2 separate regions of the Mus musculus genome follow, and region 2 is linked to region 1. A link is a loop called in an ENCODE intact Hi-C map of the cell type or tissue named here. Cell type or tissue: left cerebral cortex. All regions are shown on one strand. Links, peaks and the distances in the headings refer to the core of each region. The heading gives the core; the rest is flanking DNA.

Region 1 (15,533 bases), core at 6,686-11,685:
CTCCTCCCGAGAAGAGGTGGCTCCAGGCCATGGAAGGAAGGGAGGGTTAAGAGTGGAACATCTAAAGTCCCAGACCTGGCTGGTTCCACCAAGGGTTACCACTCAAAAGGGTCCCGAGTCAGGCTGATACTAAATATCATTTTTTTTCTGGCTGAAACTAAGTAGCAATTTTCTCAAAGCCAAGGGTACCAGTGGAAGCACTCTCAGGCTTCCATACTTCAGTGTCCACATCTAGACACCGAGGGATACAAGACTGGACTGCCCCCTCCATCTCCACTGTTGACAGTATTATGGGTGGCTCTTGGTCGCTACAGTGACCAGGAAACCCAGAGTCCTTCATGAAACACAGCTCTCCCACCCAAAGCAGTCCAGTCTACTTCCTAACCAGGGTTCTTCCTGTTGTGATTGGGACAGAGGGACAAGCTGTCTCTGCTTCCAGAGCCTTCTATCAGGGCTGGGTGAGGCAGGAAGGGATTGACTGGGGGGGGGGTGCAGCTAGCAGCTGATGGGGAAGAAAAATTAGAGGTCTCGACCAAACAATTGTCTTGGTGACTGATCCTTCTACTTGGGGTTTGGCTACCCTCCTCACCCTCGCCCGCACCCCCCCCCCCACCTCCCTTCACCTCTCTAAAGTCATTACCAGAGTTTTCACTTACAGCTCCAGGCAGGAGTGGCAGCTCTCTTTTCTTCCTACCTCCTCAGTGGACCCCAGCTGAGAACCTTGTACTCCCTGAGGAGAGGAAAGAAAGCTATCGAGGGCCACCCATATTATCCTCAAGGATCAGGGTGCCTGCATGTGTGTGGATAAACTGATGTTTCTTGAACAAGTGTGTAGGCCCAAGTTTAAAAGTCTGATGTGATCTTGGTAATTTCCTAAACCTGGAGCGACCACACTGCCCTGGTATACAGAAGTAACCATTCCCAATTTCTCCTTTGTTTCCCCGGCCCAAGGTGAGGTTTCATCTCTCCTCCCTACCCTACCCCACCCCTGCATCTATGCATGGCCCTTTATGAAACGGCTTGGATTCTCTCTGGTGTGATGCCTCTCTTCTTCAGGGCAGGCTGGCTGGAAAGGGCCCCCGGAGGCCTCCAGCATTGGATAGAGGTGCAGTTTCATCTCTGGTTTTGAATCTGGCCCTTTGAGCAAGCCCAGCACACACGTGTGGATTTAATTTTCCTTTCTTTCTTGCTTTCTTTCTCCCCCCCCAAAGGGAACAAGAAAAATAGTCTTTCGTGTCGACAGCGCGACACCATTCCTTCTGCCAAAGAAAATTTGTCTTTTCCAGAGCCCCAGAGAATAGTGCACTCCCAGGTTTCCTTAGCACCCTTCTGTCAGGGTATGGGGGGATCCAGATAGGTCCCTTTACGTTCAAGGGGGACCCCAGCCCTAGAGTTATTAGCCTAGGTCTCTGCCAATAAGGTCACCACATACACACATTTTGAGGCCACTGATGGTGTAGAAGCAACATCTACATCCACAGAACTTTCATCGACTTTGGGATTGCAGATAGGATTCAAATTCCCCTGGTTCAGTGCAGACCCTGCAGCCCGAGGAGGCTCCATGCCATTTCACTTCAGACCCTCACCCTTTGGGACTGATGACCACCGAAATTGGGGGGGGGGGCGGGATTTGGACAGCATGTCCTTTACCACCGAGTTCTACAGTCACCTAACTGCTACTTTGAGGGAGTGAGGACTCCTCGAACAGCTTGTTGTCTACAGAAACATATCCATGTCTTATCTCCTTGATTTGAAATACAAAACAACCTGTCCACCCACTCGGTCAAGAGCAATAATCATAACCAGAGGGATATTAGAAGGGTATATTGAATATTGAATAATTGCGAACCTAGTCAACACTTTCCCTGAAGGCCCAAAGCTGAGAGGCTGGAAGCTGAATAAAACATTGGAAAGAACCTTCCTGAAATCCTGGAAAAAAAAACCCACATAATAAAGTCAGATTTCACTGGGCAAGAGGGAAAGTGACCTCCTGAGGAAAAAAAAAACCAAGAAAACAAAAAAACCTTCCCACCCTCCCAAGGAGTCTTCCTTCTGCAATCTAAGTTGGCCAAAGTTTAGTTTTCTCGTCATTTCTATTGTCATTAGAATTCTTATTAGTTTTCCCAGGCCTGTGTGCTCTCCTCTCTACTTTCTGACCCCAGAGGAGACCCAAAGGAGGCAGGGACAGGGCCATTGGGGAGGGATACTGAACTAAGTCTGTGTTCCCGCGTGTTCTCTTTGCTTTACTCTAAAATTAAAGGGGGAAATGTAAGGAATAGCAATAATACGAATACTAATAATAGCAATAGTAATAATACAAATAACAGCAATGGCTCATTACGTTTTGTTTTGTTTTAATAGAATTCCGGGTCTTCCTATCTTTCGAGGTATTTAAGATCAAGGCGGAAATTTTGCAAAAGGGGGCAAGGAAGTATGAGAAAAACCAGCGGGGAGCAGGGTTAGGAAAGCGCAACTCTTGGAAAGAAGGAAGGTGCCAGGCGTGTATGTTGCTGCCCTCTCCCGCACAGAGGATGAGGGTGAAGCGGACAAGGAGACGCTGAGGCTGCAGTCTCTTCCCGTGGTGGTTGCTTTCTCCAGAGCACGGGGCCAGTCTCTGAAGCTGGGCTTGGCCCAGGTAGTTGCACCCGAAATTGCGGAGCAATGGGGGAAAGTGAAAGGAACTCGGCCCACTCGCGGGGCACCCTCGGTCTGGGTTTCCTGCCCCCACCTCGGTTCTCCTGGTCACCCTACTCGAATACGGGGACAAGGATTCTGGATTGCATTCTTGGGTGAAAACGTGAATTTGGGGCTCGTTCGCCTGGGAAACGAAAGCAAAGCTGGAGCACCAGGCCGGGCAGCCTGGACTCTTGGGGAAGAGAACAGGGATGCACGCTGGTGTCCTGCATCTGTGCTGCAGGCTGCTGCCCCGCTGTCCCTTGGGGCCTGACCTTGGCTCTACCGCTGCAGGGCCGCCCGTGTCACTGCCGCTCCAATCCTCGGTGGACTGCGACCAGAACCGGGTCATGCTTCTGGGAATCCTAAAGTTTCAGGGATCGCAAAACCCCAGGACAAGTTCAGATGGAATGTCTGGCTCTCCTGGGGCCCGCAACGCGGGGGTTGGGGTGGGGGCGGCGGGAGGAGAAACTTACCCTCGGGAAGGCCTGACGCTCGCTTGCTCCGTGTAGGGCAGGCCTAGCTTATTGCCCGGAGCCGCTGGGGTGGGAGAAAGTCTGTGCGGTTTCGTAACTCAAAACCCAATGGGTTTCCAAATGCGCGTAGAAGCTTACGCAGACCCACCCGACCTCTCAGAAATTATGCCCATTGATCCAACTAGAAATAATTGCCGATTTCCACAAAACAAAATAGAGCGCCTCGCCCCTCTGCAGGATCCGGCGCTGAAAAAAAAATTCCCTCTGCACAGTGCACCCGTCTCTACCCCTTCTCCCACCCCGCCCCACCACACACTCGCACCCCGCCCCCGTCTGGCCACTCTGGGACCCATTGCATCCCCGGATCTCACTGAAGGAGCGGCAGACCGAATGGCCTTTCTCTCTACAAGGAACCTTGGCAGACATCTAAGATATCTAATATCCACTAAGATAGCAACCAGTACTTATTTCAGCACTGGGCATGAGATATGGCACCCCAAATGTAACCAGCTAAAAGGGCCTCCTCGACAGAAAAATAAAACTGTGTAAGTAAGAAGCCTTTACCTTTTGCAACGAACCTTAGGAAACCTTGGTTTCCTTACAAATGGGAGCTAAAGTGGTCTCGGTCCTCACTTCTCTTGATCTCTCTAAGAGAATCGATTTTGCTTCTATTTGTGTCTCCTGTTCACACTCTCTACTCCAGGGGGCTCTGGGTTTATTTATTTCTTTATTTCCCCCAAGGTCCAGGCATGCTGGAGTTGTGTCTTCCAGTAGACCTTGATAAACGAAGATGGGGAGAGAACCCAGCCTCCCGCCACTGCCCGCCACTGCCCCCCAGTCCAGCGTGACAAGGCGCGGGCTGGTTGCGTGACTTGTGACGTCTCCACGCCCAATAGGACCAGCGGCTGGTGAGATAGTCGCTATCGCCTGGTTGCCTCTTTATTTTATTGGGGTATGCCTGGCAATAAACAGTAATATTTAATTTGTCGGAGACCACAAACCAACGGCGAGCTGGGAGGTACTTGCTTTTCTTGACAGACCCTGGAAGAAGTCTTCGTTTTAAAGGGGGGGTGTCTTTGCGGGGGGGGGGGAGGTGATGTCTTTTCAAAACTCATTGTGAGCTACCTCGCCTCAGTGAGCAAACCCTTTTGGCTTTTTGGCTGAAGAAAGAGTGAGGTTATTGGAGGTGAGTCTTGTTGGGGGAAAACTAAAGGGAGGGACAGATATCTATCTTCAGGGCGGCCTTAATTTTCCCCAGAGCCTCTGCTTCCCACCCTACCTAAGCCTGGCTGAACCCCTTCCTGACTGGATTTTTATCTTCTATCACCTGGAAGACTGGATCTCGTGTGCCAGTTTGTAAGCAAAATACAGAAAACAACATTGAGTGGTGGCTGGCTTCGTGCACCATCTAAGCCCAAGGAAGGAAGTGTTTCTGGCTGGGTTGTTGCTTGGGGAAGGCCAGCTTTTCCCTCTCGGGAAGGGCCTGCTGATTATTTATGGGGATTAATTTTATCCTCAAATCTCTGTGAATGTAAAAGGGATTGGCGAGGTCTGTCTGGATTTCCCCTATGCTTCAACCAGAGATGCAGGCTCTCAACCGGCTTTCAGCTTTCAGTCCTGCACCCAAGGTTGAGGTTGCCTCTCTGTTCAACCCCAAAGGCTTTCTAGCTGACTTTTTAGAAGCGCGTGACGAAGGTGTTTGCACAAATAAATAGCTGGCCTTGGCCAGGGTCTGTGTGAAAACAGACCTGGAAACTAGAGAGTGGGGTTGCCCCTAGCTGCCCCCACGCTTACAACTGCAAAGTCCACTGAAGTTTTTGCAAGGGCAGCCTGCAAATTTTGCAGCCACAGAGGCTACAATGTTGCCGGAGTCCTATGGGCTCTCTCTCTCTCTCTCTCTCTCTCTCTCTCTCTCTCTCTCTCTCTCTCTCTCTCTCTCTCCAGTCCTTGGCTCTAAGGATGTAGTTTCTAATTAGAGTCCCAGAAAAGACTCCCTGTACTTAGAGAATACAAGGAAGCTGAAGAGGGAAACAGAATGTGATTTGGGGCATTTGTTTCAAGCAACATTCTGTGCTTGTCCCGGCCTGGTTCTGCTTACAGCAAGAGCTACTTCCAGTGCCTCTGCTGTGGGCTGCTTTTATTCACCCTCTGAACTGCAGACTTCAGAGAGGCTAAGGGCAGGCCAAGGAGTGCTGGCAGCTGAAACCCCCAGCCAGCCCTCAGTGACTGATTATTTTAATAAAACTGGGCACTGCTCTGTGTACACTCCAGTGTGTGTCTTGAGGAGGGGGCACACACAACAATTTCTTGGCATCTTTGATCTTGGTTCCCCCATCCTAAGGCACCTTCTCCCCCAAGTCCTAGAGAGCTTGGAGTGGGGTAGGGTGGGGGACAATGAGTCTGAAGTGGAGGAGAGATGTCAAGGCAGCTAGTCCTGGCTCTGCAAGGGGCCAGGCAGGGTCACACCACTCTCTGTCTGAGGTCAGCATTGGAGACAGAAATCGGGTGAGGCTGCAGAGGCCCATGGGTGTGTGCACACGCCTAATGCATCCAGTCTTGGTTCTCTGCAGGGCTGGGCCATTGAAATTGCTGGGCTCCCAGAGTTCTGCCTTGATTACTGTAGCTTGCCTGCCTGCCTTCCTTCTTTCCTTCCTTCCTTCCTTCCTTCCTTCCTTCCTTCCTTCCTCTTCCTTCTCTTTTTTTCTTTCCTCCCTGCAACCACTGGCTCAGAGCAGTCAACAGAGATGGAAGGAGGGTAAAGAGGATGGGAAGTGGAAAGGGAGTGGGGGTGGGGAATCAGCAGGTCCTATAGTGGTTCAAGAGTTTGGGGTATATCTAGTGAGAAAGTGGGAAAGGTGGTGGGAGGAGGGAGGGAGGGGAGGAGAGGACACACACACACACACACACACACACACACACACACACACACACACACACAGAGAGAGAGAGAGAGAGAGAGAGAGAGAGAGAGAGAAGAGGGAGCCAGTTAGAGAAGCATTTTCTATACTTTGTGAGCACCCCAGCTGAGTTAGTTTGTCAGAGAGAGAGAGAGAGAGAGAGAGAGAGAGAGAGAGAGAGAGAGAGAGAAAGTCATACTTCAAATTCTGGAACTTTAACCCCTGAAAGCATCTCTCTGAAAACAGCTGGCTGATTCCCAAGTCTCTCTCAAGTCTCCCAGTTTTTCTTCTCTGGGGGTGCAAGAGCAGAGCAGGACACTGAGATCGTAGGGTTTAGGGATGCTCCCAGATCTGCTATTTAGTCTTCTGTTCCTCTAAGCCGTTCTGGAGCCCGACAACTTAAAAGTATTTGGGGCTAGCGAACAGCCAGCGAGCAGTGGAGGAGGTGTGTGCTGGAGGTGGGCAGTCGCTGGGAGGCTCTAGTGGTGGGTACTTCTTTGTAGCAACAGTAGCAGCTAGCTTGGGCAAGCAATCCCCAGCACAAACTCCAGAGACACCATGCCTGCACCCCCACCTGGCCTCCGGCTTTCCTGCTAAGAGGAAGAGGGGCGGTGGCGAATGCATCCCCCTGTACAGAGCGAGGTAACCGTACTACCATATGGCCGGGGAGGCTTGGGCGGGAGCAGGCAGCCACAGTCGGCTGGGGAAACAGAGAATGGCGGACTCCAGCCCTGTCTTGCATTCTGCAGAGTCTGGCTTGCAGAGATTTTACCCGAGCCTTTCAAGGCAAGAGGGAGCCGCCGGGAGGCTGCCGCGACTCGGGGAGCAGCGTTGAGGCTTGCAAGGCACACGGCCTGGTTCTGTCAAACCACATCTTGCTCGTCTCCGCCGGCCTCTAAGCTTCCCTGGATCCTGGCAAGGGTTCCGGAGGGTTTCTCCCTATGGCTGGCCGCGAATGGGAGAGCGTATGTGGGGCTCCAGCCCTGTTTTTCTTTGTTATGAGAAGATCATGGGGGATCCCATGGCAGTTTTCCCCAAGCTCCTAAGGCCAGAGGAAGAAAGAATTGGGCCTCAGAAACGATCTGTGGCGGTTTAGGTCTCAGGCCGCTTCAAACCAGGCTGGTATGCAGGCTTCTTTGCCTAAGAAGCTGCTAAAACTGTGGGAAGCCATCTCTTACTTGAGGTCTGCTGGTGTTTTGAGGTAGAGGCAGTGGTAGAAATCCTCCCTTGAGGAAGGGGGTTGAACTAAGAATTTCAACTGCTTGCTTCATCTTCTTCTGTTGAACACTCGGGGCTGCCCTACCAATGTACCTCCTTCCCTAGCAGTCCACTGAATGTCTGCAGCCCAGAATTTATCTGGGACTGATTTTAGGCTGTCCGACTGGGAGCCAGGCTGGCAGTTTGAGTTAGCCAGCCCCGTTGAAGCTCAAAGACATTCCCTTTAGCTTGATTACTCCACGAAAACGCCTGCACCACCGCCCCCACCCCCCACTCTCCCGCAGCCAGCCGATCTGAAAAAGATCCGTGAGGGTACAGCCCCGCCACCGGCAGTGGAGAGTCAGCCACCGAGTTGTAGGCCCCTCTCTGATTTGGATCTACCTCCAGCTCTCCCTGGCTACTTTATTTATTTATTTATTTATTTATTTATTTATTTATTTATTTATTTTCCATTGGTATTGCTTAGGCTTGGGGAGAGGCTGTTTCATTTTAATGCCTGTAACAGATGATGAGAGGGTTATTATCCTCTATCCTCCGGGTATATCTCTTTCTCCCCTGTTTTTTATTTTTGCAAGACGCGGGTTATTCTGGGCCTTTTGTCTATTGTAGAAAAATAACGTCTCTTAGGAGGTTTCATTTTTTAAAAATTGCTGGCATGGTCTCTTGGATTTGACAAAGACCATTTCTCAAAGGGGCACAAGGTTTTTGTTTTCTGTTTTGTTTTGGGTTTCTACCCGATGGCTTCCAAAAATACCGACGCCTTATCTTTATTGGCTCTTCCAGGAGTTCAGACAAATTTGACGGACAGCTCTCTTATCACCCAGAGCCTGTGCAGGGGAGATGTGGGGGGCCTTGCCGCCTCCTCCCTGTCTGAAGCGGGTCTTTCGCAAGCGGTGGTGCGTGGTCGGAAAGTATAACAATAAAAAAAGACTTTCTGAAGCCTCCTTCAGCTTGGAGTGAAGGGTCAAACAGCTTGTCCCCTATGTCGCTAGACACTCTCCAACTCCCTCTCTTGTCCTCAGAATAGAACCTCGCGCGGGCACAGGAACCCCTGCGCACCATGGCCGATACAGATGAGGGCTTTGGCCTGGCGCGCACGCCTCTGGAGCCTGATTCCAAAGACAGGTCTTGCGATTCGAAACCTGAGAGTGCTCTGGGGGCTCCCAGCAAGTCTCCATCATCCCCGCAGGCTGCCTTCACCCAGCAGGTAAGAAAAGCCGGCCCAGCGGCAGGCGTAGACCGAGGACTGAGCCCAGCTCTCTGCTAACGGTGCAGGGGGGTGGGCAGGGCCAGCTATTCCCTCTATTTCCTGGCTAGTCTCACCAAATCTCCCCCAATTCCACTCTATCCCAATCCACTTTATCGAGGCGTTTATCTTTATGGCCTGCGTATTTTAGAAACCTATTTACATTATTGGAGAGCTCTCAATTATCCGACTATTTGGGGTCAGCTAACAACGGGCCAGATAATTCTCTCCCAGCTGCCCTGGGTATGCCTTATTAAGGGTCGGGTCAGCGGCCGCTTCAGGCCGGCATGAGCGATGACTTGACCCTCCTTAGATCTTTCTTAGCCTTCGCCTCGGCTCGCCTGCTCTGCGCAACCCGCCTCGCCCCTCATACAGTACCATTTATCTTGCTCCGGGGCCTGGAGGAGCTCCCTGACCCGCCGAGGAGAGCACACAGGGGCTGGAACCAAGGCACCCAGAGCCCGGCTGACTGGAAGTTGGTCCGGAGTGGAGGGAGAGGTCTTGTGGTCTGTTATTTGAGTGGCCATCGTTTTTTGGGGGCGCTAAGTAGGTTTAAAACTAGGTGTCACTGGGAAGGCTTGACCAGAGAGATGAGTTTGATCTAGAAATCTTGTCCAATTGATGTGTGTATAGCTTTTAATAAAAGCAAAGAGGCTTAAGAATAGTTTGGGGAAATTTACATAACATTTTGAAAAGGGAAAACAAGTTCACTTTTTAGTCGGTGGTTGATAATTGTTTCACAATGAAGAGTAGTGTCTGACTGTTTTGGTATTGGTTTTTAGAAATAACTTCCAGTGGAAAGAGAAAATGTTAAAAGGCTTAATTGGTTGCCCCAAGTCAAAGAAAGGCTGGGCGGTGGTGCTAGATAAGGCAAGAGTCTGGAAAGATTGTTAATATAGACACTGAGGGGGAAAACTACTTTTTTTGGTCCTTGAGAAGAAAAACGATTTTAAAATTGAAAATTTCTACATAGTGGCTCACATGTGTTGGAATCTTAGCACTTAGGAGGGTGAGGCAGGAGGGTTGCCAAGAGTTTGAGACCACTTTTATGCGCTGCATAGTGAATTCCAGGCCTGTCTGGGCTGCAGAGCAAGACTTTGTCTCCAATATTAATAACAACAATAATATTGAAAATTTTTGTATGTTCATATTTAGACCCAGTGATGACGGACAGCGATGTATTTGCATAGCTGTGTGTTTTGCATCTGGGTGACAATACAAAAATATCCTAGTGGGGTTTTCTAGATGGATCCCCTCCCAATCATGTTTCAGCTAAAAATGGATCCAAATTAGATGGCCTGGTCCTCTAGGGGGGAGCTCTGTGGAGGGGAATAATTCCCAGGCCTCAATCTGGTGGAAGAGACAGCAGGTACTAAGGACTGAGATGCTGCTGGACGCAAGCTCCAACTCACCTAGGGAGCTGTAGGCAGATGCCATGGGTCGCCCTAGACTTTCCATCACTCCCCAGAAGTCAGAGCGCTCTTTCTTTAACCGCACAGACTTTGGTAGGTACTTGGCCTCTGCATATAGGGGGGAGTTTGAGAAAGGATTCCCCGCTAAGACCCATCACTGAAAATTTTCTCTTTGTCTATCAAGGGCATGGAAGGAATCAAGGTGTTTCTTCATGAACGTGAACTGTGGCTGAAGTTCCACGAAGTGGGCACAGAGATGATCATCACCAAGGCAGGGAGGTGAGCCAGCTCCTGCCACAGAAGGAGGACAGTCATTGGAGGGAATTTAAAACAAAACAAAACAAAACAAAAAACACGGAAGAGGCTTGGGAGAAAAAAATTAGAATAGAGCCAATATTCAATCAGGGTTCATTCTGGCTAAAGAGTCCTCCGCAGGATGGAGACCTAACCCCCCAATGCTTACCTCCGGGTAGGATGTTCGTTCCCGATTTTATAGGAGGATTAAAGAGAAAAAGGTGGAGGCGGGGAGAAAAGGTGAAGAACGGGGAGACTGTAGAAGGACTTTGAGTCCTTAGACTTGGACTTGCTCCCTGGCCTCCACCCCTATTCCCACCTTCTCTGACCTTGGAATAGTTCCAGGGTCCCCACCCGATGATTGCCAAACCCGGGATTGTTGAATGTATTCGCTACCTCGTTCATTGTTTATAGAGAGCCGGTAAAGTCTTTGAAAGCTAGTGGCGGGGGTGGGGTGGGGTAGCTCTTCAGCGCTCTGTACACAGACACGAATAAACACAGCCGATCAGCTATTGCGCTGGGCCCAAACTGCTCTTCAAGGCCGGCAGGAGTTTCAGCTAGAGAGGCTAGGCTAGGTCTGGGGTTGGAGGGTGACAGAAGAGTTCAAATTCTGTGTCTTCGGTGTGCATTTGTGTGTGCCGGCCTGGGGAACGACCTCATTTCCCCAGCGGCCTGAGCTACATGTGTCCCCACAATATAAGAGGCCACCAGTCTGCCCAGTGCAGGGGTGCGGAAGAGACAGAGGCCAGGGCAGTAGGCCCAAGCTGCCGGGTGCGTAAAGGGTGGAGTTGATTTTTCCAGATTCCGCGGGTTCTCCAGCCCAAGCCGCCCTCAATAAACTGACAACGGTGACGTTTATTATTTCTTGAAATTAAACAATGTCGGCTCCCCCGCTCAGCCTGAGGCCCTTAGTGAACCAGAAGGCGGTGGGTCTGTTTATATCAGACATCTGAGGTTCCCTTTCCCATCCTGCCCAGGAGGGAAAGTCCCAGCCGGCTGCCTTGTCGTCCTCGCTGGAGCCGAGAGGATTTAACTATAAAAGGCCTGCACTGTCTCTGGTGCCTCTTGCTGGGGCAGATAAACACGAGGAGGTCCGGGCTCCGGCCAGCGATGGAGAGGCCTTCTCTCACCTCTTCCCACGCTGCACCAACCTAAGTCCAATGACTTATCCTGGTGCGCAAATCCAGCCGGATCCCTTGCTTCCTGCAGCGCAGTCCTCACCAGACGTTAAGGAAAAAATATTCTAGTGGGGCCGAGGTATGGGGGAGCCGAGTTCTGTACTAGTTGTGTGCCTTCAGCTTTCTAGTTCCGGCTTCGGCTCGCTCTAAAAACCGATCTGTGGAAGGGGTTGGAATTTCTTTCCTGAGTGCCTTGGAGTTTAAGCTCCCCAGGGAAACCTGCCAAGCGCGTGGAGAAGTTGCAGACCATTTATGAGTGACCGCACGTTGGCCATACGGGGCTGGTCACTAACCCAGAGAACTTGGGAACCGCGTTCTGGTAGCCACGGTTAACTTGCGCCTCTGAGGGCAGAGGACTAAAGTTAGTATTCAAGGTGATGTGTCCCTAGGGTGCCACCTTGGATGGCAAACCTCGAGCTTGAGTGAACAAGTGGCTAGCTTCGTATTGAATGAACCTCCCCCTCCCCCTGATACTAGATTATCCAGCTGAAATGGAGTCTCTCTAAACTTGAAAATCTAGAGGCAACAATCCCTGGGCTACACTTTCTTCTGAGGTTCCTGCAGTTGCTGTGGCTGCCTCCCTTCTCTCTGCGCCTTCTTCTCCTCCCGGTAACTTCAGGGGAAACCCGGCCTGGATCTCACGGAGGATGGAGTGGGGCCAGTGGTTTTCAGTGGAAAATGGCTGAAGATCAGGGACCCTCTCTTCTGAGTATCTGCACGAATCTCGCCCCTTCTTTCTCTCTGCCTGTTCCTCCATTCATCTCCCTCTTTCTTTTTCCTCAGGAGAATGTTTCCTAGTTACAAAGTGAAGGTGACTGGCCTTAATCCCAAAACGAAGTATATTCTTCTCATGGATATTGTTCCCGCAGACGACCACAGATATAAATTTGCTGATAACAAATGGTAGGTTCCAGGGTTCCAAAGGGCAGGGAGGGCTGGGAGGAAACTGTGTTGCCTAGCTCACACACAGCAACCGGAACAGAAAATCTACAATAATAATAATAATAATAATAATAATAATAATAATAATAATAATAATTTCCAACTAAATCTCAAGGCTTTTGTGCCTATCTTGTTGTATAATAAAAGGACCACAGCCATTAGCTCCCATTTCATAGACCTAAAAACTGAGGCTGTGGGAAGTAAGAGGACCCCGTGTACTTCAATACTCACATGGGCTGTACTTTTTTTTTTAATTCTTTTTTTTTAAAGGGTATTTTTTTTTAAACCAAGTACTGGATATATTTCTGGGGGGCATAGAATCATTTACAGTTATTTTTTTATGAGTTACCTGCTTTGAACATGACTTTTTATATGAAACTGCAAAACTGGCCAGTGGCTTTACTGGTAAAAAAAAAAAAAAAAAAAAACGGCAGAGGAGACTCATGCCTGGGCTCCATTGCTCCTCAGGCAGTGGGCAGTGCACAGCTCAGAGGCTGCTGGCTCCTTTTAAAAAGCATTTGCGTTTTGCAAATTTGAGAGTTTTGCACGTGCATATTTTCAGATACCACCGATAATTTGCGGGCAGCCGAGACTTTGAGGCCCCACACTCTCTGGCACTAGGCTGGGGGGTGGGGGAGCAGGCAGGCATGAAAGGCGGGAAGAAGAAAGGGCCAGGCCAGGGGTTTTCTTGGACATAGTGTGGGCTGTAAATGTCTGAAGGAGACGGAATGTACCCAGAACTTTGCCTTCGGAAGCAGCTCTCTTCTGACCAGCTACCTCCAGGCAGGCCGTGGAAAACCCCCGCAACTCTTTTCTCCTTCATGTAGGTCCGTAACTGGCAAAGCAGAGCCTGCCATGCCGGGGCGCCTTTACGTGCACCCGGACTCCCCAGCAACCGGAGCCCACTGGATGCGACAACTTGTCTCCTTCCAGAAGCTCAAACTCACCAACAACCACCTGGACCCGTTTGGACACGTAAGTACCCTGTCTCCCATTAATGTGTGACACACGCTCCCCCTTACTTCTCCCCAGGTCTCTATCTTCGGCCCCCTTTTCTGCGGCTCCACAGCCCTGGAGCTCTCTCCGGCAGCCAATTACTTAGCCCCAAGCTGTTCCCCAGCTAATTGGGACCCACCCTCAAGGCTGAAGTTGTCAGCTCTTTCATCACTCTAAACGGGACTTTATCCCATCTCATCTTTTTGCCTCCGCTCCTCTCTCTGTCGCTCCGCACCTGACCTTCTTGTCCCCGCTCCTAAACATTTCTTTGCTCTCTACAGTTCTCAGACTGAGAGGACACTCTCTCCGCTGCCTGTCCTGTGTTCTATCCCAGCTTCTCCATCTGTTAAAGCTTCTCTTTGTCACTGATCTTTCCTGGTCTCATGCCTCCTCTTTTACCGGTGGCAAGTGACTTCTGGCTCCGTTGCCCCCTTGAAGCTCAGTGCTTTTAGACTTTACCCAACTCTGCAGTCTCTTTTCTCCTTTCCGTGCACAGAGAGGACAAACCTAGACCAGGATCCTGAAAGCTAGCATCACTTTGGATCTATGAGAGGGGTCCAGGGAGTCCCCCAAACTGTGTGAGGGTACAGTGAGTGTGTGCATCCCCTCTCCCAGGTGATGTGTGTAGCCATTTCAATCTGGCCTCATTCTCCTTTCCCCCAAAGAACAAGAAAACACAGGCTTTTTGGAGAAATAGCCCCAAATCTCCTGGTTACTTTGGGCTTTTGAATTCTCCATTCAAAACCCTTTGTTAGATGACCATGCTCATCCTTGGACATCTGATACTCAAGGATGCTCTTGCAAAGGGGAGTCGGGGGATGGGAGAGAGGTTAGAAGATATGCCCAAGTTCATACCTTTTGCTTGGGGATAGGGATCTTACCAGCAGGGCTCATAGTCTCCAATTTAGGGAGATGAGGGTCTAGGTAGGTTGGACTTGGGAATAAGTTCAAATGAGAACTCTGCTCTTTCTAGGTGATAGTGACAGAGGCCAGGCCAACTGGGACCTAGGGAGGGAAGAGGGTCTCAGAATGGTCCACTGAGGGGTTCTACATGTGGGAAGGGGAGAAGGCTGGATTGTTGGTAGAAAGTTTTATCTATCCTGATTACTTCTTATGGATCATTGAATTCAGTGGTCCCAGTGCGGAAATGTCCTGGGGTTCTTCTGCTCCAGGGTTAGAAGGCTTGGGGCATTCCTCTGGTTACTGATCAGAAAGTAGGTTCAAGGTCCTGGGGGTGGGGGACTCCCTGCCTGCTTCCTTCCTTGGGCTCCCTCCTCAGGGATCCTTAGTAGGGGTCTCCATGGAATCTCCAGCTGGCAACTGAGTTTGTCTCACAGTCTCCTTTCAGCTTCAAGTTGCACCTCTATGTTTTGGACAGTACTTTTTGGGGTCATTCTGGGGTAGACTTCCAGGAAAGGTCCTTGGCCCTATCAACAGATACGAGCCACTTAGCTGTCCCCCCCCCTCCCCGAGTTTCCTCTCAGCAACTCATGGACAAAGAGTGAGGTACTCTACACCGACTTTGAATCTAGAGTCACCCTGATGGAATTAGGGGCCATTAGATCACCCTCATTCTGAAGTCTCCACACTGTCCCCAGCTGTCAAAGCAATTTGGTTAAGCCGAGAGGACGAGAGGACGGCTGTGCTGGCCCAGGGGCTGTGGCAGTCAAGCTGGGGGCCCCAGTGCGTCTCTCTGTCGCCATACCACTGGTCAGCCAGCGTCATTATAAGCCCGGGAGGTGGAGAGGGTGTGTGTGTGTGTGTGTGTGTGTGTGTGTGTGTGTGTGTGTATGATTAGAGCTGGACATCCCCAAGCAGGAACTAAGAGGTCATATCTTACATCTTGGAGGCTTTGCTTCAGGATTGATTGAGCCAGGAATTCTGAAAACCAGGGTCAGCAATGCAAACAATCGCGGAAGCTGAATCCTGCTGCAGTTAGGGCTCCGGATCCTGTAGGAAGAGCAGGACTGGGGAATGGGTAAAGAGTTTGCATTAAAGAGTTTTGGGTGACTTTTAACAGCCAGCCCAACATCAAAATATGGGCATCATCTGGACAACAAACCCAGTTTTATTGCTGTGAATGCATATGCAGGAGTCCCGCCTCTTTGCTTGCTCCCCTCCTCCCTCTCCTCAGTCCAATAACAATAATAATAATAATAATAATAATAATAATAATAATAATAATAATAATGTTGTAGCAA
Region 2 (15,533 bases), core at 7,032-12,031, 600 kb after region 1:
TCTGCCAACCCCCTAACCCGCCCGCCCGCCCCCCCCGCCCCCCGTCCTGACCAAGAAACCTGGGAAAGGCCACGGAGCCCCGCTGAGAAGCTCCCAGGAGTTTTGGAGCTAGCGCTGTCCCCCGCTGGGTCCCCACCGAGCCGAGGGCGCTCAGCGGGGGTAAACACACCCGCCTTGGGAGGCCGGAGCTGGGGTCGCTTCCCCGCCCCCTCCCCCTCCTTAGGGGGTGGGCGCGGGTCCGCCTCCCCCCTGCCCGCTGTGTGGCTCGGGGTTCAGCCGCGCTGCTGTGTAAACCGCTGCTTTCCGAGGCGGATCTCCCTTTTAACACCTTCTAAACAAAGGCTAATGAGGCCACCGCATTACTCTATCAACACACAATCATTAGCAACTGAGAAATACACACACACACACACACACACACACACGTGCGCGCGCAAACACACACTTATATACACACACAAGCATGCACTCACACCCAGAGCTGCCAAAGTCGGGCCAATTCTAAAGCAACCCAAATTAGGTTAACAAAAAGGTGGGGAGTGGAAGGGTGGGAAGAGGGGGTGGGGGAGAGAGAGAGAGAGAGAGAGAGAGAGGGAGAGGGAGAGGGAGAGGGAGAGGGAGGGAGAGGGAGAGGGAGAGGGAGAGGGAGAGGGAGAGAGAGAGAGAGAGAGAGAGAGAGAGAGAGAGAGAGAGAGAGAGAGAGAGAACACAAACGAGGACCCAAACCAAAACTCAAAAGCATACTAGGTGTGCCAGGGACTCTTCATTTGGAGAGACATCGCAGGTCAACTGCCCTCCTTGAACTTCAGAGAAGACACTCCCAGGGCCCAGTGGATGGATTCTGCAAGCTATGGAACCAGAGGGGGTCCCAGACTTGGGGTTGGACCCCACCATGTAGCATTAAGCCCTGTTCCCCGAGAAGAGAAGAGAAGAGAAGAGAAGAGAAGAGAAGAGAAGAGAAGAGAAGAGAAGAGAAGAGAAGAGAAGAGAAGAGAAGAGAAGAGAAGAGAAGATTCTCAGCCATGCTCAACACTCAACCCTGGCAGAAACCAGCAACCTGGACTCCAACGACGACCCTTAGCGTGGGGTTTTCCCCTCTAAGCAAAATATCTGTTTGGCTTACAAGTTAGAGTGCGGGGGGGGGGGGGCTTCCTCTGATATTTTCCAAGTCCCCTCCTTGCTGAGAGGGATCAAGCCAGGCTCTGTTTCCTGGAGCCTGAACTCTGCTCTGGGAACGAGTGTCTTGCAATCCAAGGACAAGCTGTAGCCTGCTGCTGGGGGGTTGGGGCGAGGGTCCCAAGGGCCTACGGGTGGGGCCTCTGGGGAAGGTAAAGAGCGGGAGTCACTTTCTGTCCTGCGTGCTTGGGATCTCTGGGCCACGGGGCTTACTTAGCATTATCAAAACAGAGTCCAATTTCCCAGCTGACACCCTAGCTGTCTTCTTATCTGGTAACCTAAGGGTGCTGCCATCCCGTTCCCCTCTTCATCGCCCCCACCACCACCCCCAACCGCTGCCCAGCAGTCTGGGCAGGAGGCTCAGACCTGCCAGGCTCAGATATTGGACCAGGTGTTTTTCAGACTAAACACTCCTCCGCTGTCTCGGGAAACGTCTTACTGGTGTATCTCCCAACCCTCGAAGGTAAAGAGGATGAAATCCTGGCCGGTTCGGAAATGTCCCAGGACCGCCCCGCACAGTTTAAAAGGCAGTTAATTCCGAAGGTTTCATGGTGCAGGAGGATCCAGAGCCCTATAACGATGCTCTGGAAACCCAGTAGTCCATCCACAGTGTTGCGCTAGGGCACATGAGCCTTCCCAGTTCTGTCACCCGTGTCCCTCTTAGGCCAGAACACTGTCCCTACTAGGACCTGGTCTCCGAACTCCGTTCAGGTCTGTGGGGCCTGCTAGAGCCCAAGAATTCTCATCCACTCGCACCCCAACTCACTCTTCTCGGCCTGACCTTGACCCACACAGAACAGCACCGGAGTGCACCCGGCTGGGCTTGGAAACCCAAGGTTTGTCGTTCCTATGGCAGAGACTAGAGACAGGGTCATCCTGAAGTACCAGGCGGGCGCTTCACTCCGGCCTGGTCTCCACGCCCGCTCCTACCCCGGGCCTATGCCTCTGGGCGGCGGGCCGTGCGCGACGGGATGCTGAGTGTCTGTGCGCGGGGCCGCCTATATTTACACCCAAAACAAAATAATTACACTCTTGTCGGAGGGAGAAAGCCAGTGATTAGGCGCAGGCTCTTTGCGGCAAAGCAGTTTCTCAGTGGTACACCAGTATAATTTTTCACGGCTGGCTGAAATCAAAGAGGGGAAGTAATGAATCCGGAGAGCAATTTAAATTTACAATTTGTAACGCCGCCGCCGCTGCCGCGCAGACCCGGCCGAGAGCGCAGCTCCCAGGCGCTCGCTGCGTTTGTTTAATGTTAAAGCTTCGCTGGCTCTTGGTGGGGGAGTTGGGGGGGGGGATGAGGATACGTGATGGGGGGGGGGGTAAATGATCAAGGTCGGGAGAAGACCGGCTGCTGCGACACCTGAGATGCTTCCGGGAGAAAAGGGCAGGGGCAAAGCTCCTGGATTTCCCCTTCCCCTTCCCCACCCCCGCCCCCGCCCCGCGCGCGCGCTGTTGGAGCCTCCAGTCTGCCCCTTCTCAAAAAAAAAAAAAAATCAGGCCATTCTGATGGATCCGAGACTTAAGAAGACTTAGAAGGACTCAGGCAATCGGAGATGGGCCCCTTTCTTGTTAGTTGAAGAATCTCAGAGGCACGGGGAGAGGAGTATAGGTGCGACGAGGAAAAGGTTCTTCTCGGCCTGCGCAAGAGGCACCTCCTTCCTCCACTGCTGTCCAGTGTCCCCAGCTGGAGACCGCGAGAAAGACACCCCCCCAAGCCCAGACTCTCCGGGCCTGGAAGCTCCCACTCCAGTCGGGAGGTGTGCGTCTCTTCGCCAGTAATTAATTACCGAACTCAAGGGGGAATATGCAAGCAACATTTTACTAACTCTACAGGGCTTAAGTGATTGGAAACAGATTATTATCTTGTTTGTCTTTTGTCTGTTTCATTTATCCCCGCACCGTCTGTCGAGCTGTAATGTTGATACTCTTTACTCTAGAAGGGAGATTTTTTTTATATAGTAAATTCCATCAACATCCTGTATAAGTGACATTGAGTCTTGGCGCATCACCCTGTTAAGACAGAAGCGTTTATTAGTTACATATAGGAGGGAATTTCACTGCCGGGTGGCCATCTGTCAGTGCTGTTGGGGCGGGATAATATATAAAATAGCTGGTCTGCTATTTTTCCGAAAGCTATAGTGATGTGGAGGAAGCTGTGGTGGCTGCCAGGCTGGCTTGTGTTTGTGTGTGTGTGTGTGGGGGGGGTGTCTGTAAATGGGGCTGGACCACATGAATGGGTGAAACACCCAGGTGACTCTGAAGGGCTGTGTGTAGGCCAATCCTTTGAGCCCTTGTGGGCCTTCTGTAAGCCCAACCAACCCTCAAATGCTACAACCATCCGGCTCAGCCCCAGGTGGCCCACCCACAGCCAGACTTGGGGGACTCCCAGGGTAGTTGCTCTCCACGACAGTTCTCTCCCTGGTTTGGCATTCAGTTGCTGGGGCGTGGACTACACGTTGACATTCCAGGAGAAGTCAGCTGATGGGTTTGTCCAAGAGTAAAGACTCAGCCGGGGCTGGATGGGCAGAACTCTGGCTATTCATTGTGGTGACTTGAGGGAGTGTGTGGCCACAAATGGATAGAGGAGGGATGCGGAGGAGGAGGAGGAGGAGGAGGAGGAGGAGGAGGAGGAGGAGGAGGAGGAGGAAGAGGAGGAGGAGGAAGAGGAGGAGGAGGAAGAGGAGAAGGAGGAGGAGGAGGAAGAAGAGGAAGAGGAGGAGGAGGGGGGTTGAGGGACTGTAGTGTCAGGGTGTGAGTTTTTCTCCACACATCTCAACAGCAATGCATAATGGGAAGAGGCCTTTGAAGTGTTTTGATGGATGCCAGACTCCAAATAGGGCAAAAAGGCAGAGGGAGAAAGAAACCATGGGAGAGAGGGAAATAGAGAAAGAAGGAGAGGAAGGTTTGGGGCCAGGGGAACAGGAAAAGAGGTGCAAGCCACTGAGTTAAAGAGGGAAGCACTCCAGGAGAATCAAGAAGATGGGGTTGGGTGGGGGGCTCCAAGAAACAAAGGCAGAGGGGCAGTGGGTTCGCCTCAGCTGGCAGCCTACATGACTCCTGTCTTCTCTGGGCCCTTCCTCATCTCTCTGCTCTCTGGGAGCATCTAGGCCCCCAGGCAAACAGGCTGGGCACTGCCACAGAGCTTCTTTTAGAGGCTTCAAGAATCTCTCTCCACAGGCCTAGGAGGCCCCGGGTGTGATCCAGTCTGCTTGGTCCTGGTTGCTACACTACACTACACTACACTACACTACACTACACTACACTGCAGGTACTCAGTCTCCTTGACAAAAGAGCGACCAGGTGATGTACCCACATACAGAGGCTACCCAAGTTGCGGGGAACCGTCTCCCAAAAGGCTCCGCTGATGAGACTCTTCAAGTCTTTCCCCCTAATCCATGAGGAGAATCCCTGCTACTGATACACAAACATTTCCCCCACTTCTACAAGAGTTGTGTAAATAAAAATTTACTGTCCAAACACCACACACACATCTACAAAATTCAGTGCCAGGGATCACACAGCCCAGTTCTGTCACACATAGGATCTCTAGTAGGAATATTCATATCTACACACACACACACACACTCACACTCAGACATTAAAATACACCTGCAGCATGTCAGAATAAACACATGCTTGTGAGTGACTTTACAAACAAGCATTTCCTCACACACCCAGTCGACCCATGTAAGCAGACACATAGAGACACAGACCAACAAGAAAGAAAGAAAGAAAGAAAGAAAGAAAGAAAGAAAGGAAGGAAGGAAGAAAGAAAGAAAGAAAGAAAGAAAGAAAGAAAGAAAGAAAGAAAGGTAATGCACATGTTAACAGGAAATTATAAACGAGAAATTTTACATGCCAAAAAAAGAAAGAAAAAAGAAAAAGAAACAAAAATAAAAAAAAATCCCTCCACGTCCCAGGGTTTGATCGCGAACACACTATAAATAGAGAGTTTTCAAGCAGTGGATATTTGCTAACAAACTCAGTAAATACGCCCAAACAAACACCCACAGCCAAGTCTTGGCACAATTCCTCTATGGCTCCAACCCTTAGGCCCCAGCCCCGCACCATCAGCGTTCTTCCCAGCAGCAAGGAAATATCCCAAAACACTCTCCCAGCCCTACCTCGTCCAAAGCAAGCGGTGGCCTGGTTGGCCTCGCAGAAACAAGGCCTGATCCCTTTTCTCCCCTCCAGGCCCACGCGCCCCTCCTCAGAGTACACCTGCTGGTACCCACACACCTGCGAAGCTGCCTTTGGCTCTAGGAGAGGGCCAGACTTAGAGCATCTCGGGGGGCCCGGGAGTGCCTATGACGCCCGGCTGTGGCCAGCTTCCCTCGCTCTATCGAGCGACCCACTCACCACGGTTCCCGCCAGCCTGACCTGGAATATGGACGATGTGGCCAAGACAGATGTAGTGAGCTTCAGCCTCCTCTCAACCTGCCGGAACACCCATCCGAGGTAGACCACCCCTTTCGCCACACCTCCCCCAGTGCCGAGTGAGCTAGGCACTTAGAAACGACCTTCGGGATTCCCAAGACCAGGCGAGGTGACATCCCTGAGTCAACCTGGATAGGGGTGGGGGAGGGAGGCACAGAAGTACCCAAGCTTCCCGCCCTCAGTCTCTTGGTGAGAAAAGCCCTGCTGGGCCCTAGCCCCGTGAGTGACAAAAGAAGCCACCGTAGGGAGAAGTGCCGGGTCTCCCAGCTCCTACGCTCAGAGCCCGAGCGAGCCGCAGTCTAAAGCAAGAGGGAGCTGGGCGGGTTCGGAAGCAGGGGGACCACAGCGCACTCCCTGCCTGGGCAACTTCTACAGGTTGCGAGGGTGGCGAACCTGGTGGGAGGTTTCTCCCTGGCTAGGCCTTGGAACCCTGCCCCCCAAAATTATTTGTGATGGGAGAGAAAAAGAACCCTGGTTTTCGCATCGCGCCCCCACCCCTCCAGACCCAAACTAGAAGGTAAATACTTACTTAGCTTGGGAACAGGTACTAGCAAATACTCGGCAATACTGATGTCTTGTTTTTTTTGCTCTGCCCTGACCGCAACGCTGTAGCCAATTTAGATATGCTATAAATTTAAGAGGTTGCTATGGCCACGGCGCGCCCATTGGCCGCCCGGCCCCCTACGTGCCGCACCACGTCACCAAATCTGAATAAGGATGCGCGAATTAGGCGGCGGCCAGACAAAGATGAGGATCGGGACCGCTTGAAAGTGGGGGAAAGTGCCGGCGCCTCCGCCAACCGGGAAAGCCGCTCGCCAGTGCCGAAGCCAGCAGCCGCCGAGGACACCTGCTCGAAGCTGGAGCGAGCGCCCGGTCGCGACCCGTGACATGAGGCTGTGACCGCTGCCGCCCTCCACGCCACTCTGGGCAGTGCAGCGCCAGGCCGGAGAGCGTCGGAGGACTTGACCCCGAGAAGTCTTGGTTGATCCGTAACGGACTCGCCCCTACAGACTCGCCTACAGACTAGGAAGGCTGAGAGCCACAGCAGCGGGGACCGAGAGGGCCTAAGGGCCCAGGGGCCCCAAGGAGGACGAGGCGGCCCGAGCCGCCGGGGCGCGCGGCTATGATGGTGCACTGTGCTGGCTGTGAGCGGCCCATCCTCGACCGCTTTCTGCTGAACGTACTAGACCGCGCGTGGCATATCAAATGTGTTCAATGCTGCGAGTGCAAAACCAACCTCTCGGAGAAGTGCTTCTCACGGGAAGGCAAGCTATACTGTAAAAACGACTTTTTCAGGTAAGAGGCCCCGCCGCGCCCTGCTGCCTACCACTGGCTGGCCCGAGCTCTACTCTGGCTCCTTGGGAATTAAGGGACCAAGAGACCCACCCCAGCTTGGGAGGTGGGGGTGGGCAGATAGGCAGTCTGCCCTCCTCAAGCCCTGTCCTCTGCTTGTGGGATGCTGAGGTTGAGTCGAGGGAAAGGAGGAGGCTGTTTGGCTGCTTCACCTTGGGTCTGCCAGGCAGCAGCAGAGATCGGTCAGATGGCAGAGGCCCGGAAGCTCGGCAACTTGCTCTGGGCCCCTTCCCCCGACACCTGAGTCCCCAGGACAGAAGCCTCAAGACTCCCCTGTCCAGATCCCAAAGATGTGTCGGGAGTTCAGAGCAGCTAGGAGCTTCTTGTTCCACACAGTAAATCCTAAACCCAGAGGGTAATCTGAGGACAAACAGGAACTTCTCACTTCCAAAGGACCCTAGCTAAGAAGGGATCTCCTGGAGATGGGCGATGAGAACCTTCCCCTGGCCCCCCACCACCCTCACCCGATTAATTTTCTTCCTAGTTGGAGAGGCACTGAAGAAGTAGAAGGTGAAAATCAGCCGATCTGTTCTGAGATCTCCCTTCCCAAGTCCATACAGCCCCTCAAGGCAGGCCAGGACCCAGTGTCTCTGTGGGCCTCAGTTTCCCAAAATGAGAAATGCTATGGGGCAGCCTAGAAACGCGTGGGTTTTTTTTTTTTTTTTTTTTTTTTTTTTTTTTTTTTTTTTTTTTTTTTTTTGGTAGCTGCGCTTTCTGCCCGTTTCCACCCGGCACCCAGACTGGCTTTGTGAGTCTGAATTCCAGGCACTGAGGGGGCGTGATTAGCTCGGCAAAGGAGAAAGGCTGCCGCCTGCCCCAGTGGCCGGGCACTTGGGAATTTGAATAGGAGAAAATGTCAGCCTCGCCTTTACACGTGTAAACTCCCTAGCCCCAGAGGCCCTGGTGCCCCTAATGTGGCATGCTTGCAAAGCACCTAATGATTTTTGATAAGGTGTATATAGCCAATTATGCTGCCGGATAAGGCCAAAAGTGACTTATGGTTTCTAATGCTCTCACTACATCAATGTCACCCAAATTCACTCTGTTTAGAGACATGGGTGTGAGTGGATGAAGGGGCCCCTCAGGGTTCTGAGCCCTCTTCTTCCTCTCCACACAACCTGTACCCCTTCCTTTAGGTTCTGCACCACCCATTATGTGCATACACGGGGGTACTTTCTTCCAGAGCCCAGGAAAGAAAAAGGATTTGTTCAGAGGCAAGGGAAAGAGGGCTTTGGAGTGATCCCAGGTCTTGGCTGGGCAGGACTTAAGATCAGCTTCTGCTCCCATTCTTCTGCTGTCTGCTGGGGCCAGAGATGGGGGAGGAGGATGTGTGTGTGTGTGTGTGTGTGTGTGTGTGTGTGTGTGTGTGTGTGCAGAAACTGACTTCCTGTTTCCAGAATGTACTCTTCTGAGGGCCTTCTGTCCCCAGCTCCTGAAAGCTGGGAGTCTAGCAGGTCTCCTGGATAGAAAGAGAAAAGTCCTGGCCTTTTTGCTCAGGTCTTCCACCCTGATGCTAAAGACAGGCAGGCAGACAGACAGACAGATAGACAGACAGACAGACATGGTGGTCCTATCTGACACACACAACACCCTAATCCAGGAAGCAAAACTAAAAATACTGAAAATCTACTCCACAGGCTTAAAATCCTTTGTAGGCTCCTGAAACAACCAAGACAGATTTGGTGGGGACCTGAGGGCAGGGGAGGCATCTTGGGACCCCCTAAACCCTTGTCTTCACTCCAGGCCAAACTCTCAGCTCTTCTAGAACAGCCCCATATAGCCTGAATCAACACATTAAAAGCAGGGCCACCTCCCCCTCAAACCAGCCCTGACTCGGGAGACTAGAATTAGGGCTCCGTTGGACAAATACGGGTGTCTGGGACGCCAGAGGGGGTTGGAAGAGGTCAGCACTGAAGAGGACCTGGACACTAGTACCAACTTCCCACCTCACACTGACAGTCGCCTTATATCCATCCACAGGCGCTTTGGCACAAAGTGCGCCGGCTGCGCGCAAGGTATCTCTCCGAGCGACCTGGTACGGAAGGCCCGGAGCAAAGTCTTCCACCTCAACTGCTTCACCTGTATGGTGTGCAATAAGCAGCTATCCACCGGAGAGGAGCTCTACGTGATCGACGAGAACAAGTTTGTGTGCAAGGACGACTACTTAAGCTCCTCTAGCCTCAAGGAAGGAAGTCTCAACTCGGGTACGCAGCCCTCTGCTCTTCCTCCAGTTTCCCTCTATACCGCGCCAAAACCCAGCTGACACTCTCAACCTCCACCCCGTGCCTGCCCTGGGCTGGGGGCTGGTCTGGTCTAATCTCAGCTCAGCATTCATTTGTTAGGGGGCTTCAGGGATGGGGAGACAGAAGCCAGTTCTACAGGGGAAACCCGAGCCAGGCTCGTCTTCGGGAGCCCCCACCAACCCAATTTAGAACAGCAAAAATCTCCCTTCAGTATCATTTGATGTCCTGGCAAATTCTAGAAGGACGGGGTGGGGGGGGCGCGTGGGGGCACTCATAGCTATTTAGAGGAAAGAGAGATGGGGCGTGGGGGATGAGAGGGGACAGTCTGTTCCCTTCTTTGCTTTGCACTCCCAAAGAAAAGGTTCTTCAGAGGGTGTGCCCCATTCCCCCCGGGAGCTGCGGACTTGAGAAGGTCCTTTCAAACCAAACCCGGGCTGGAGAGAGTGGGCGGGCGCCGAGTCCGGGGGGAGGGGTGCTCCTGATTTGAGAGAGAACCCAGCGACCAAGGCAGAGAGCCTGGTCTTCAGGGACCGTTTCTGAATTGGAGACAGATAGCGCTGACACAGCTGTCCTGTCCCCAATCCATCCACCCCGCAGTGTCGTCCTGTACGGACCGCAGTTTGTCCCCGGACCTCCAGGATCCGTTACAGGACGACCCCAAAGAGACCGACAATTCGACCTCATCGGACAAGGAAACCGCTAACAACGAGAATGAGGAACAGAACTCCGGCACCAAACGGCGCGGCCCGCGCACCACCATCAAGGCCAAGCAGCTGGAGACGCTCAAGGCAGCCTTCGCAGCCACGCCCAAGCCCACGCGCCACATTCGCGAACAGCTGGCACAGGAGACGGGCCTCAACATGAGGGTCATTCAGGTACGACCGATGGGCCAGCCCTCCAGACCAGCAGGCGTACCTCCCGTCGGGCAGCGTAGTCTGTGAACGGCCGGGGATGGGGGGGAACGGTTGCGTAGAGACAGTCGTGCACCCGAGGTTGGGGGCCATCTGGGCACCCTTTGGAGGCGGGGAATTTTTAACCAAAAGATTTTTATCCAGTTCCTGTGTCCTAGCGATGTGATTTTTGAACACTGTTACCAGACCTCTGTGAATTCCGTTCACCTCCTCACCCCACCCTGACAAGCTTAAGCCTCTCAGGCCTCCGGGACCCCTTCCACTCCAAGCACAGAAAAGGGGAGATGTCCTTGCGCCTTGGCGCTGGCAAAGCGACAATCGGCTGGAGCTTGGCTCTGCAGCCGCGGGCGAGGTCCTGGCAGGGCAGGAGGCCTTTATAAAGCCGTCTGGCCGCGGGCAAGCCGAGGACCAGGAAGCCGGGGTCTTTATGAGTCACCCCACGGGTCCACGAAATCCTTCACCCTTGGCTGGTTCGCTGAAGCTTCTCTCCGCCCCTCCTGGACTAATCCGGCCCAGCCCTCGCTTGGGGGGGAGTTGTGGTGTGCCCGAGGCGCTAGGACCCAGCAGGGCCAGTCCCAGCGGGAGAAGAGGGGGGGGGGGGTCATTCCTGACCCTGGTCTCACTGCCCCTTCCTTCGCCCTAGGTGTGGTTTCAGAACCGAAGGTCCAAAGAACGCCGCATGAAACAGCTGAGCGCTCTGGGCGCGCGGAGACACGCCTTCTTCCGGAGTCCGCGGCGCATGCGTCCCCTGGGCGGCCGCTTGGACGAGTCTGAGATGTTGGGGTCTACCCCATACACTTATTACGGAGGTAAGGGCCACGTAGGGACGCTTTGCTACTTGCCCGGGCGCACAGCTCTTCCAGGCTTCCTCGAGTATTTGGGCCACGATAGGGCAGCCCTGATTTTTCTCCACCCACGCAGGATATACACAAAACCATTCCTCGACAGACTCATTAGCACAGGCTACTCACCCACAGGTACGCACACCCACACAGGGCCCGTGGACTCGCGTCTCTCTCTCTCTCTCTCTCTCTCTCTCTCTCTCTCTCTCTCTCTCTCTCTCTCTCACACACACACACACACACACACACACACACACACACACACACACACACTTGCAATGAGACCTAAGTGAACCAGCTTGAGGTAGGATTGCAGACAACCACACACCGGTACTTTCCACTCCCCTCAGAAGGAGAGGCACACTTCCCGGGTCGTATGGGAGGGAGCAGGGCCAGCAAACGCCGGGCACCTCTGTCTCTCTCCACCGCCTCATTGCCTAATTTCCACTGTTCACGGCCCGTGGCATTGGTGAACCTGAAGAAGACTGGAACCCCACCGGCTTGAAGTGGGGGAAGGGGGGGAGAAGGGAGCCGGCATGCTCGCAGCTTGCTTCAAAGACAGCAATTCTGCTCTGTGACAGACGCCCTGGGTACCAAATGGATTGGTCTAGAAGTGGGTGGGGAGAGGCTAATTCTCCGGACTCATCTTTGAGTCTGGGAAGATTGACAGGCAGGTTTGCACGGAGGAAGTTGTTAATAGACTCAACCCTGCTTCCTTGGTCCCTTTCTTCTCTTGTTCCCTGGGACTTGTGCCCCATCCCGGTACCCCATCTTCCTTAGTTCCTCGCTGTGGCCAGCTCCCTGAGGAAGGAGGGAACTGCCCGGCTACCCTCCCGGTCTCAGAGCCCTCTGTGGGGATTTGCATTTCTCTGGACCGCCGAGCTTTGCAATCTGTGGATCCATCGGGAGTGTCTATAGCCAACATCCCTGAGCCCTTGGCTTGCTTGGGGGCTCCAAACCCAGTTTCAGAGGCAAAAAAAAAAAAAAAAAAAAAAAAAAAAAAAAAAAAAAAAAGCAATTCTCTTTAAAAGGTGGATTCAGAAACAATGCTGAAGTAGAGTGGCGGTGAAGCCAGGCAAAGCCGGGTAGAGAGAGTAAGAGAACCCCAAGCCGGACGTCCATGTGCGGAAGTCTGGAAAGTTCATCTGTAGACCAGTCCAAGGTCCCTGAAAATCACTGGCAAAACGTGAAGCGGTGATTTTTAATGTGGTGGCGCGCCGGGGGATGGGGGGTGCGGACTGGGGAGCCGGAACTGTGGGGCGATGGGCGTGACCTAGGGTGTCTAATCTTTCCACCTAGCTTATCTTCTCCACCCCAAAAAAAAAAAAAAATTGACCCGAAGCCCGGAGATAGTGGGGGCGGTACCAGCCTAGAAACAACCCCCCCCAGCCCCAACCTGAGTAGTTAATCAAGGTTTCAGGGAGACCAGCCCACCCTGCATTGATCTAATCCTGCCGACCTTACCCTCTCTGCAGACCTGAGGGTTAGGGTGGGGGACAGAACACCAGAACCCTCTTTTTCTCTGAAAAGGGGATGGGGGCGCTGCCCCCCAACCCCCAGCCCGGCAGCCCCGCCTAATCCGCACTGGGAGATCCCGGTGGCGGCGGCCGTCAGCGGGCGAGAAAGGGGCCGGGTGGCGGGGCCCGCGGCTCCCCGTGGGAGCTCGGACAAAGCCCCAGCTGCGGCTTTTGTGCCCTTTTCAGACAGCGTTTGTTCCAATTACCTCCGGCCCGGCCGCCATATGGGCGGAGGCGGCGCGCACGGCTCTAGAGCCACGGCCTTCCCTGCTTAGCGCGCTTCCTTTCCGTTCCTTTGAGGGCCCCCAAATTCGTCTCTCTCTCAACCTTCCTCGCTTTCGGTCAGAATGGAATTTGAGTTTTTTCAAAAAGTAACTGGCGGCCGTTTTAGCTGTTACCTTAACTACCTCCACTCCAGGAAGGTCTCCAGACAACCCTCCTCCCACCCACCCCCACCCCCGATTTGGATATGTTTCAGGGTTTCCGAAAAAGAAAAAAGAGGGGCGGGGTGACAATGACATCCAGAACCCGCCGGTGAACTCGGACCCCAGGGCTGAGCAAAGGGTGCGGGTTTTCAGAAGAGACCCTGACCTCTAGGTCGCCGGTTTTCCCTGCTCTACAAAGCGAGTTGTCTCTTTCAACAGGCTGTTAGGCGCTCCTTTTGGTGGGGTCCTGCACCCTAATCTTGGAGGGGCCCCGATTTGGAGGTGGAAGAAACTGTGATCAATGGGGAGGCCAGAGGGTGCTCACAAAAGCAATTTCTTGTGATGGTTTGAACGCCTGACCTATGAATCCTGCATCCCTGAATTTGTGGGAAGGATGTGCATTTATTTGTGTCAACTCTCTTCCAAAGATCTCTGTCCCCAAATACTTCAAGAATATCCTGGGTGTCCTAGCAAGGCTCATGAGGCTCTAGACGCCCCCCCCCACACACACACACACAAACACACACAAACACACACACACACACACACACACACACACACACACACGAAACCCGCAAGTGGCCCTGACCTCGGGCCCCTCAGTGACAGACACTGAGCTTGGCTTTCTCAATTCTAGGCAAGACTAGCAAAAATGCCAGAGAAGACACTGACGCTGTCCCTGGCTCTGCGCCCTTTGCGCCCTGGGCCAAAGCGCCGCTTCATGCGCTCTGGCCGCTGCCGGGTCCTGCTTCTTTGGCTGGGGCCCCAACCCCGTTCTGAACCACTTTGGTGCTTTGAGCTGGCAGCAGCCATTCGGTCCCCAGGCTCCTTTCTTAAAGCCACCCAGCCTAAGGCAATTCCTGTTCCTCTCAGTCTACTGTCTCTCTATCTCTGTGCCCATCTGTCTTTTTACCCACATAGTCTTTCTTTCACCTTGCACCCTTACCGCGGCTTGTTTGTTTGTTTGTTCCTGTACTTGCGCTTACGCCTCTGCGTGTACTTAGCTGTTCAGAGTAGGGTGACACGTCTGGGACTAGTTTCTATCACCTCCCCACCAACCCGGTTCATCTCTCCATCTCTCCCTTGACTTTACGCCTCTGGCCTCTAGGGCTATTTCCTCCTCTCTGTGTGTTTGGGAGCCAGCGATTTCTCGCCTCCCTCGCCTGTGTCCCTCATTGCTCAGCGTCCTGGTAGTATCTATGTCTCTCTCAGTCCCTCGGTCTCTCCGTTTATTTCTCTCTGTTACTTCCCAGCCTTACCCATGGTCCTCCTCGGTCCTCTTCCCAACCTCAAGGCTTTCTCCCTGAGTCTCTCAGAGCCACCCAATGTCTCGGTCTAACCTAGAATCAGTGGCATGTTCTCACACACCCTCAGCATATATGTACTGACAGCCCTATCTGGGCGCCCTGGCCTTCGCATCCTCGAGTCGCCTTCGCGTGGTCCCCTAGGTCCCTATCGGCCCTGGCAGTCTGTCCTCACACGGTCTCTTATCCCTTTTCCCTCCCGCAGACTACCAAAGTGACTACTACGCTCCGGGAGGCAATTACGATTTCTTCGCGCACGGTCCGCCGTCACAGGCGCAGTCCCCTGCCGACTCCAGCTTCCTGGCAGCATCGGGACCTGGCTCGACGCCGCTGGGCGCGCTGGAACCGCCGCTGGCCGGGCCTCACGGCGCGGACAACCCCAGATTCACCGACATGATCTCGCATCCGGACACGCCGAGCCCCGAGCCGGGCCTGCCCGGTGCGCTGCACCCCATGCCGGGAGAGGTGTTCAGCGGCGGGCCCAGCCCGCCCTTCCCCATGAGCGGCACCAGCGGCTACAGTGGACCCCTGTCGCACCCCAACCCTGAGCTCAACGAAGCGGCCGTATGGTAAGGCCGAGGGGCTGAGTTGTCCCCCTGCCACCAAGCCCGGGACGGGACGCCGCCTGGGTAAGCCTCAAGAGTCCTCTCGTGGGTTCGCACCCAACCAGGCCACTCGCATCACCACCCCTCAGAGCTTTGGCACGCGCCTGCGCAATTTCTCGGGACCAAAGTCAATATTCTGAAGGGTCGAGATTCCAAGCACATCTTAGAAGCCCTCCGGATCCCCCACCCATCATCACCTCCTTGAACTAAGAGAGGGGGATGAGGCCAAGGAGCGGAGACCATGGCACTACCCCTCCCTGCGAGCCGAGGCATTGTGAAATCCTATTTCTCACTTTCTCTTTTAAAAAAAGAAAGAAAGAAGGAAGGAAGGAAGGAAGGAAAGAAAGAAAGAGAGGTTGAAAGGGGGAGAGAAAGAGAGAGAGAGAGAGAGAGAGAGAGAGAGAGAGAGAGAGAGAGAGAGAGAGAGAGAGAGAGAGAGAGAGAGAGAGAGAGAGCGCGAGCGAGCTGAGGAAAGCTCAGCCAGAGAAGAAAAATGAGGAGGACCGCCGGTGAATGGTGGCTTTGCAGGAAGACAAATCCACCTGCGAGTTGGCGCCCCCTGGTGGCTCAATGTCAGCTTGTCTAGGAAGGTGCGCGGTCTGGGCCTGGCCTTCCTGAGCCCAACTCCCTGCTCCTCCATACTTTGAGTCTGAGGGGCCTGGCAGGATTCGAACCCTCCCACCCTGCTCTGACCCTGAGCCGGGCGCCAAGTCATTGAGC

What was found. Peaks named below come from ENCODE experiments on the same cell type or tissue, not always from the same donor. Only the 100,000 strongest peaks of a DNase experiment are listed, where the experiment ranks them.
Region 2: it touches region 1 in a loop (8-fold over the local background); 9 of 42 quality-filtered maps call a loop at or near these places.

What each region holds. Positions count from the first base shown.
Region 1 is chr5:119,828,590-119,844,122 of GRCm38, forward strand. Tbx5 (T-box 5) reads left to right here and starts at 6,074. Exons shown (of 9, transcript NM_011537.3): 1 at 6,074-6,688; 2 at 8,287-8,471; 3 at 10,107-10,201; 4 at 12,178-12,297; 5 at 13,164-13,311. The coding sequence starts at 8,325. It overlaps Gm5563 (predicted gene 5563), which reads right to left and starts at 3,397. Exons shown (of 3, transcript NR_169213.1): 1 at 3,150-3,397; 2 at 657-730. In left cerebral cortex, for the core only: no CTCF peak of the experiment used is centred there; DNase peaks (open chromatin) are centred at 6,834, 7,248, 9,539, 9,821 and 2 more places.
Region 2 is chr5:120,425,545-120,441,077 of GRCm38, forward strand. It overlaps Lhx5 (LIM homeobox protein 5), which reads left to right and starts at 6,342. Exons shown (of 5, transcript NM_008499.5): 1 at 6,342-6,909; 2 at 8,947-9,170; 3 at 9,807-10,084; 4 at 10,764-10,929; 5 at 14,414-15,533. The coding sequence starts at 6,737. The coding sequence ends at 14,781. It overlaps Gm27199 (predicted gene 27199), which reads right to left and starts at 6,223. Exons shown (of 2, transcript NR_166585.1): 1 at 6,143-6,223. Gm31976 (a long non-coding RNA gene) reads right to left here and starts at 6,136. Exons shown (of 2, transcript XR_878743.1): 1 at 5,536-6,136. In left cerebral cortex, for the core only: no CTCF peak of the experiment used is centred there; no DNase peak of the experiment used is centred there.